Linked DNA regions of Homo sapiens: all the other regions are linked to region 3. A link is a contact called in ENCODE Hi-C data. All regions are on one chromosome and are shown on one strand. The core of a region is the stretch at or near the end of the contact, and the rest is flanking DNA. Distances in the headings are between cores, read along the strand shown. Region 1 overlaps LOC100506444 (a long non-coding RNA gene). Region 2 has its middle 160 kb from the start of LNX1-AS2. Region 3 has its middle 17 kb from the start of LINC02283.

Region 1 (3,029 bases), core at 412-2,911, 610 kb after region 3:
AGTTCCAGGATGGCCATCTGGTTTGAGGATCTTCAGCCCAGAGAAACACAAAGCCCTCTCACAACCGAAGTACAACTGTTGATACAGTAGGAGCTAGATATTCACATAGTATACATCATACGTTTTTGTTTTTTTGGTCTGGTATAGACTCAAATAGCAACTTGCCCAGAAAACATAGTCCTTAAATACTGATTGGATAATTAATTGATCAGTGATATGTTTAATGACATTGACCATGGATACAATAGCATGGCCTTTGAATAGAAGAAAGACCATGGAAAGGAGGAGTTGTGAGTCCTGCCCTCTTTTTCCCCGGACATGCAATGCAGTGGTTGAGACACTGAATACAAGTCTGACTGTTCCACCTCTGTCACATCTTGTACAAGTTCTATAATTTTTCCAAACTGCAGTTTGTCCTTCTGTCAGCTGGAGATAATTATTGTACCAATCTCATAAGACTGTTCAATATGAAATAAAATAAAACACATAAAATGCTTAGCCTTGTATCAGGCACATAGTAAGTATTTGACATAAATATGTTTTTATTGCTGGTGTTGTTTTTGGTTTTATTTTATGAGTTAAGATCCTGGAGAAGTGCAGGAGGTCAAAGGGAAAAGATGATAATAGCTTCCAGGGACCCATGTTGAGTGGCAAGGCCCAGAGTGACCCCGTGCTGTGGCACGGATCTGTGATTCTCCAGATGTTCACGAAGGAATGGTTTTCTGCAGAATGAAGGAGCTGAAGTGCAAATGGGGTCAGGGAATTTTATAGGAGCTTGGAGGAAGAGTCAAGAGTAGAGTGTTCAGTCGTTACATCAAGTGAAAATAGAGACGCTGACGAAGAACTCGTGCCCTTACCTGGAGAGCTTGCCCTTAGGAAAGAGAGAGAAAGAGACAGAGAGAGAGAGAGACGCAGACACACACAGAAAGAGACACAGACACAGAGAGAAAGCACAGTCCCTCTTGTGCTGGCTGCTGACCAAACCCCACTGTGCCTCAGCCCAGCTTCCTGCCTCCCTGGGGAGGGGAAACGTGTCCCTTGGCCAGTAGCCATCAAAGGTCTTACAGGGATGCTTTGTGTCTGACCTGCCAGGGAAGGCAAACGAGCCCCACTTTTTGTTCCCCAGGGAACTGGCCTCTTAGGGACACTGGCGAGAGTTGTCTGCACATGTGGTCAATGGAGGGAAGCAGCTAGCACACAAGGGGACCAAAAGGGATGGCGGCGAAACTGCACAGTGGTAGGGGGAAGCCCGCGGGCTATTTTAGGCCAGGCTCAGAACTGGAGTCAATGGAGGTTTTGTTTATGTAACATCTGCAGAGGGCCCTTCAAAGCAAATAACCCTGGGTCTCCAGGCCAGGGCTGCAGCGAGCAGGGGTGGGGCCGCGAGCTTCCTGTTGTTCTTGGCACGGCTGCCCAGCTGTCTGCGTGGCTCCTCTCAGAGCCATTTGCCGCCTCACTGCTTGCTCCCTACGATCATCTTCACAGCTCTTTTCCTAGGGGCGGGTAAACAAAGTACAAGAAGCAGTGCAGGCAGAGCCGTTCCTCGGAGAGGTGACTCGAGCACTGTGCCCCAGAAAGTTGCCCTCCTGACCCCAGGGCTCCCCGGCCGCCCTGCAGCCTCAGGAGACCCCAGGGCGTCCTTTCTGCACATCCCCTTAGCTGAGCGGCTTTGCTGTCAGTTTCAGTATGGTAGGGAAAGGGGCCTGGCTCTCAGGTCTGCCCCATACAGGTCTGAACCCAGAGCTGCATTTGGCAGTTGCTTACTCTTGTGCTAAGTGCTCAATCCCCATTATTTATTACAGGCAGAAACATACATATATACGAGATAAATAATGTATGTTAATTTCCTTTCTACCAGGCCTGTTTGAAGGCATGAACACTATATTGTTATCTTTTTGAAACACAGATTCCATTGGGAAAGATGGGGATAAGACGGCCTTTTTCAAGTTTAGGAAAATTTATATGCACAAGAATGTAGAAATCTGAAACTGACAGTTTGATAAACTTGTTCACCTATGTATCCACCCACGTAACTACTACCCTGATCAAGATACAGAATATATCCATCGCCCTTATGTGAAAAGCTCCTTTGTGTCTCTTTCTGGTTAATAACCTGCTTACCCCTACTTATATTAGTCTGCCAGGGTGCCAGAACAAAATACCAAAGGCTAAGCGATTTCAATAACAAAAATCGGTTTCTCACAGTTTTGGAAGCTGGATGTCCAAGATCAGGGGACTAGAATGGCTGGTAAGGGCCCTCTTCCTGGCTTGCAGATGGCTGCTTTCTCAGTGTATGCTCACATGGCCACTACTTTGTGCACCTGGAGCAAGCGCTCTGGTGTCTATTCTTAAAAGGACATAAATTCTATCAGATCAGGGCCCTAACCTTATGACCTCATTTAACCTTAATTACTTCCAGAAAGGACTCATCTCCAAATATATTCACATTGGGGCTCAAGGCCTCAGCATACGAATATGGAGGGGACATGATTCGGTCCATAGCACTACCACGGTGCCTTCCTCCCCCAGTGATATGGTTTGGCTGTGTCCCCATCCAAATCTCAACTTGAATTGTATCTCCCAGAATTCCCATGTGTCACGGGAGGGACCCAGGGGGAGGTAATTGAATCATGGGGGCTGGTCTTTCCCATGCTAGTCTCGTAATAGTGAGTAAGTCACATGAGATCTGATGGGTTTTTCAGGGGTTTCCGCCTTTGCTTCTTCCTCATTTTTCTCTTGCCACTGCCATGTGAGAAGTGCCTTTTGCCTCCCGCCATGTTTCTGAGGCCTCCCCAGCCATGTGGAACTGTAAGTCCAATTAAACCTCTTTTCCTTCCCAGTGTCAGGTATGTCTTTATCAGCAGCGTGAAAACAGACTAATACAGTCAGTTGGTATCAGTACAGTGGGGCGTTGCTGAAAAGATAGCTGAAAATGTGGAAGCGACTTTGGAACTGGGTAACAGGCAGAGTTTGGAACAGTTTGGAGGCCTCAGAAGAAGACAGGAAAACGTGGGAAAGTTTGGAACTTC
Region 2 (3,295 bases), core at 747-3,246, 570 kb after region 3:
GAAATAAACCTTCTGTACCTCGGTTCCTTCAGCTCAAAAGTGGTGATAATTGTTCTATACCTATCTCATAGAGTGGTTTTAAGTGTTAAAACATAACATAAAAAGGGCTTATAAGGATGCGTAGTACAAGGTAAGTACAATATAGGTGTTAAATGTTATATTACTACTACCACTACCACTGATACCATAGCTAGCATTATTGAGGGCATACTATTTATTATGTGCCTGATATTTACTATGCTAAACTCTTTAAAAACACTGGTCTCTTAAATTTGTATTAAGTCTTAAGAGGTGATTGAAAAAAAGTTTTTGAATGCTCTGTGGAAGGCACTTTTATATGCTCTTTACTCTGATTTTATTATGTAATTTTCACTACAACCCTATAAGGTAGTTATCATTAAGGTGCAGCCGTCACAGATGATGAAACTGAGGCACAGATTAAATGGTTTGCCAAAAACCAAGTCTTAAATTTATATCTCTCTAAACCGGTGGTTCTCAAATATTAATACACATCAGAATCACCTGGTGGGCTTATTAAAACACTGATTGCTGGACTCCAGCTCCAGAGTCTCTGATTCAGTAAGTGTGGGTGGGGTCTGAGAATTTGCATTTCTGGTAAGTTCCTGGGTGACGTTGACACTGCTAGTCTGGGAGACGGGGTTTCCTATTCTGAGATCCACTGTATTTTTTTTTTTTTTTTTGAGACGGAGTCTCGCTCTGTCACCCAGGCTGGAGTGCAGTGGTGTGGTCTCAACTCACTGAGCCTCCCAAGCTCAAGCGATTCTTGTGCCTCAGACTCCTAAGTAGCTGAATCTACAGGTGTGTGCCACCATGCCCGGTTAATTTTTGTATTTTTAGTAGAGACAGGATTTCACCATGTTGGCCAGTCTGGCCTCTAACTCCTGACCTCAGGTGATCCTCCCACCTCAGCCTCCCAAAGCGCTGGGATTTCAGGTGTGAGCCATTGTGCCTGGCCAACATCCGCTGTATTAATGGCAAGTGCTGCTTTACCGTTAAAACAGGCACAATCCATAGTTGATATCTTGAATTTTGCCAACTATCTTAACTAGGAGTCATATTTCTCATCACAGGAACTGAAGAAAATAATTTATGTTCATCACTCCACTCACAGTGTCCTGGGGACATTATGAGTTCAGTTCAGTCTTCCTTACATGCTGGCTTCCAGCTAGCACTCAAGGAAACGGACTCTCACTTAGCATCCCATTCTCTGGTTATGGTGATCTCTTTGTTTTGATTTATATTATTTCATTATTTTCTGTCTTTTTCCACAAAGATGTTATTTATTTCACCAGCTGTCCTTGCAAATGGACCATGAGTCTGAGCACTGAAGCTGCTGACATTGTAGATTTTAAAGGCCCTTACGTGGAGAGGCACAGGAAACCCGAGAAAATGAAGCACCACGTTGGTTAAAGGGTTTGGGTGTTTCCCTTATTAACAGTGGATGATCATCAAATATAAGAGATCTCCAGACCATCAGAATAGAGATCCTGAAACTGGCAAACATAATCCATACTAGTTGTGCCAGTTATCAACCCATTTCCTCTCAGCTCCAAATGCATCCATCTTTGCTCTATTGGTGGTAGCGGGACTGGACCCTGTAAACATTTCTCCTTTCCCAACTGCCGAAGTGTTAGCCTAATTGTCAATAGAGGGTACTGGGGTGTTGCTGTAAGGTCATAGCAGAGGAAGAGGCTTATCTTCAGTTATGGTGCTCTTACTCTCTTATGGTACAGCTGTCAGCAAACAGGCAGACAGGAGGCCCAAGTCGTTCACTCTCTAGTGAGTTTCTCCTGCACCCAGCAGACCACTTCCTGTAGACCAGCTGTGACCCCTCAGCTGCCTGCAGGTTGTTTCTTATAAGTCAGCTCCAGTCCCCTGGTACCCCAGCTGGCCATGTCCTGCTCTCCAGCTCAGCCCACCAGCTCGCTCCAGTGAACTTAGCCACCCAGTTTCAGTTCCTGCAAACCAGCTGCAGCTTGCCTGCACCTTCTAGAGTGTCTCAACCACCTAGCAAGCTGTTCCTACAGACCAGCTCTGGCCAAACTTTCTGACAAGTTTCTTTACCACTGAGAGGCTACATGTTTCTGTGTCAGCCACAAGATACCCACTGAGGGCTGAATTCAGCCTTGGAGGAGGGACCTTCTTTCATGTTCTTAATTCTTTATGTTATGTTCTCTCCATTCTAGAGGTAGGAGCTTCTTCTCTATATTCTCTAGTTCTCTTTTAGTAGTTAATTGCATTTTACTAGCTCATAATTCTGTATATTACATTTTTTCTGTTCAAATTACTGGTGTGTAGCTATCTCCTGACTAGACCTTACAGAATTGATACCAGTAGTGGTCCTAAAAGACAGACCCTCACACATGAGATTTGGTACTAGTTTGATCATGATTTTAGGCTTCAGTGCAGAGACAATTTCTTTGCCAGTGGGAAATTGATACTAATAATCCATGGCAGGTAATAGCTTTGCAATTAATCAAACTATGGTAATTGTGATGAAGTGCAAACTAAAGCAAGGACTATGATGTTGGATGGATCCTCTGGAGTGTACTGTAGCATTTACAGAAAGCAAATGACAGGCTAAAATTCCTTTAATTTTCAGTTCAAGTCATGAGTGGCAAACTAGACATTTCTAGGGCAGCCCAAAAATAATCTTTTATTTATTATGGCCACAGGCTGATATTGATAAAAATCAAACATAAAATTTAATTGGGAGGCTTGCAGAATTACAATTTCAGTTGGATTCACAGCCTTGCCAAATTTCTGATGTAAAAGATAGGAAATCAAATGGGAAAGCATGAGACACTGAAACTTGGAGTGAGGCATCAGGTTAGAACTGATTCTAAACACACCCACGTCACTCTGAGCCTCCCTTGCTTGTTCTTCTGTGTTTGGGGAGACCACGCTTTCTTTGGTTGAAAGCCCTGCAGTAACCTCCGCTGGGATAGCAATGTTCCGAGGGGATGCTCATTTTCCACAAGACTACAACAACTGCCCCCGTTGCCACTACACCAATAACTAGGTTCAAATCACAGTGTGCCCCAGATCAGGAACATATGATGACCCAGGAGGAAATGACTTATATACACTGCATGATTTTGCTCATATATATGAGCAGAAACCTAAAAAATATATGTGGAGTAGATTTTGTAAAATATAATGCTAGATCATTATCACTATGTCTTTTCTTTGAGGCATAACCAGGGTCCTTTTTAAAAATGAATAAACAAACAAACAAACTTTATTTTATGGAAGCTATGTGAGGATAGCCCTA
Region 3 (2,883 bases), core at 128-2,627:
GTCTCCCAAATTCAAGCAATTCTTCTGCCTCAGCCTCCTGAGTAGCTGGGACTACAGGCGTGCACCACCATGCCCGACTAACTTTGGTATTTTTAGTAGAGATGGAGTTTCACCATAGTGGCCAGGCTGGCCTCAAACTCCTGTCCTAGTGATCCACCCGCCTTGGCCTCCCAAAGTGCTGGGATTACAGGTGTGAGCTGCCACACCCGGCCCCCATCTCTTAAAAAAAAAGAAAAGTTATAAAAGTCTTTGCACATTATAATCATGTTCATTATTATCACTAACTCTCAAGAATGTGATCTGCTAGTGCCTTTTTCCCAGCAAACTCAGCTTCTTACAGGCACAATATTGTCAATGAATTCATGTTCATGAAGCATCACCCCTGTCCAGATGCAGGGCATCCTATAACCCAGGTAAATTCACTGTGATCTGACCAAGCAACAGATATAGAGCTATGAGAAACAGGATTGGTTGGTCTTACCTAATGCATACAAAACTCTTCACTTAAAAGAGAAAAATTAGTAAAAAGGACTCCCCCTGTGTATTTTTTTAAATGTTATATTTATGATCATTCTAGCTAGAACTTTTCAGGAGTCCAACTATTCAGAACTTGACTATTAAGCCTTTGTTTAAACCCAATTGTTAGTTTATAAAAACTTCCCGCTAGACTCTCAATTATTGTTGTTCTAAACACAATGATTTGAGAACAAAAATGAAACAAAAGATGTTTTAGAAAGAAAAGAAAGGCAATACATGAAAAAAAGCAGACAGAAGGAAAATGGCCTTTTCCAGCAGCAAAATGCTGTTCTTGTTATTCCAAAACATAACAGTAATTCTACAGAGAGCCTCCCACAGTTTCAAGTTGCTAACAAAGAAAGGCTTGTCCAATACCAGTCAGAGAGTATCAGAACCAAGATGGTGACTCTCTTTAAAGGAACTCAGCATGAGAAAATTTCTAGATTTCCCATAGCATTTAATGCTAACTCCATGTGGTTCAGAGTGAGAACAGATTGCAGCAGGATCACAACCAGAATGAGGCATGTGAGATGCCTGAGGTGCAAAATTTAAGGAGGCACATGGACTCCCAACTCTGTTGAGTGTCCCTGGTCCCCACCCTATGGTACAGCTACAAGGATAAAGAATTTCCATTCTAACACCATTAACATAGAGGAGCTCTATCAAGTGGCTAGCCCTCAGCTGTAGCATAGTCTAAATACACACTATTGTATGCTGTACTCCACGCTGAAGCAGGCCTCTATGGATGGACTGGGTCCTTTGCCAAGTAGCTTTCATAGAAATCTAACGACAGTCCTGAATTTGAAGAGGAACTGAAACTAAACATTTGCTTATTCAGACCAGAAGTAGAACAAACTCTCAGCCTCAGTGAGGTACAAGTCAGTGTTTCTGAGAAATTCACAAGTTCTACAAAAACACCTTTTATGAAAGTAGCCACCACCCAAGATCACCCACGTACTTAATTCCAGTAGTGCTTGGGGTAAAAAATTTCCCTATATCTAGTTCTTCCTTTAGCCTCACTCACTCCAGGCTTGGACAGGTTGCCAGTAAAACTCTGGGTTTTTTTTTAAATCTGGGATACAATTATTCCCATAAGTCTGATGGCAAATGAGTGCATTCTGTGGAGTGTTTGGTTTTTCCAGATTCAAGAAAAGCTCTATTTAACTGCAAAGGGTGCTTTTCAGCTGTGTCCCTACTAAAAGCTTCCCATACAGTCACTCTCAAGACTGTTGTTCTTTTTTCACTAGAGACGGCCACAGTCATTATGTTGTAAGCATTCTGAGTTGATGCACATGGGAAGGAACTTCGGGGTCAACATTCAATCTGGCTTCAGGAGTTGCCAGATTTGAGTGTTGGTTTCTCAGTTAGTCTGCTGCCCCGAAGCTCCCCCATAAATCCTTCTGTGAATGGGTAATTTATTCAATCCTGCAACAAATATTTACTGAGCACTTACTCTGAACCAGCACTGTTCCAGGCACCAGGGATGTATCAGTGAACAAAACATGCAAATTCTGTCATCACATAGTTTACATTCTAGAAGGGGAGGCAGAAAATAACCAAAAGCACGTCAATAAACTATACAGTAAGTTAGAAGATTATACGTTGTAGGGGAAGAAAGAGAAAGTTGAGCAGGGTAGGTGGGATGGGATGTGCTGGGGATGGGGGCAGCATAGAGGTGGACATGGTGGGATGGTGCCGATGGCAAGGTTAAATAGGACTGTCAAAGTCGGCCTCTTGGAAAAGATGAAATTAAGGAGATACTTTAAGGAAGTGAGAGGATTATCCAAAGATAACTAGGGAAAGAGCATTCCATACAAAGGGAACAGCCAGTTCAAAGGCCATGACAGGGGTGTGTTCTTGTTGTGCTCTAGAAACTGCAATGAGGCCCGTGAGGTTGGAAGGAAGTGAACAAAGAGAACGGAAGAGAACTTTGAAGAGGTGACGAAGGCCAGATCGTGACAGGCCTTGATAAGTGTAAGACGAAAAGACATTGCACGGTTTTGAGCAGAAGAGTGATCATGACTTCATTTTAAAAGGATTCCTCTAGCTGCTGCTTTGAAAATAGTCTGTTGTGGGAGGGAAAACAGCAAAGTGGGGAGACTTTTGAGGAGCCTACTGCAGTCATACAGGTGAAAGGTCATGATGGCATGGCCCAGGGTGGCAGCACTAGAGAGAGTGAGAGCGGTCAGATTCTGAATAGATTTCAGGTATGCTTAAGGGAGAACCAGAATCTTGGCAGATTAGACACAGAACGTGAGAAAGAGGATTGCCAAGGATGACTCCAAGATTTGGGGCATGAGCAACTGGAAAATTAGAGTTGCCATCAACTGAGATGATGGACACTGATGGTGGATCAAGCTTGAGAGA

What was found. A loop is a pair of places that touch in the nucleus more often than their neighbours do. Pooled maps may share reads with other maps.
Region 1: a loop to region 3 is called in a pooled map, with 10 times the contacts of the local background. The contact joins two enhancer-like sites. A Hi-C loop is called at or near these places in 2 of 37 single-sample maps with no recorded cell type and 4 of 50 pooled maps.
Region 2: a loop to region 3 is called in a map with no recorded cell type, with 9 times the contacts of the local background. The contact joins two enhancer-like sites. A Hi-C loop is called at or near these places in 5 of 37 single-sample maps with no recorded cell type and 5 of 50 pooled maps.

The regions. Positions count from the first base shown.
Region 1 is chr4:53,701,148-53,704,176 of GRCh38, reverse strand. The region is part of intron 1 of LOC100506444 (a long non-coding RNA gene); the gene reads right to left. Among named protein-coding and RNA genes, the nearest start is that of LNX1-AS2, 110 kb to the right of the region's middle. RefSeq lists an enhancer at 1,507-1,626. Within about 2 kb of position 1,661, at least 31 of the 41 ENCODE cell types and tissues checked have a DNase peak (open chromatin) inside an H3K27ac peak, as active enhancers do.
Region 2 is chr4:53,747,137-53,750,431 of GRCh38, reverse strand. No RefSeq gene overlaps it. Among named protein-coding and RNA genes, the nearest start is that of LNX1-AS2, 160 kb to the right of the region's middle. RefSeq lists enhancers at 1,775-1,824, 1,875-2,084. Within about 2 kb of position 1,996, at least 5 of the 41 ENCODE cell types and tissues checked have a DNase peak (open chromatin) inside an H3K27ac peak, as active enhancers do.
Region 3 is chr4:54,314,230-54,317,112 of GRCh38, reverse strand. No RefSeq gene overlaps it. Among named protein-coding and RNA genes, the nearest start is that of LINC02283, 17 kb to the left of the region's middle. Within about 2 kb of position 1,377, at least 2 of the 41 ENCODE cell types and tissues checked have a DNase peak (open chromatin) inside an H3K27ac peak, as active enhancers do.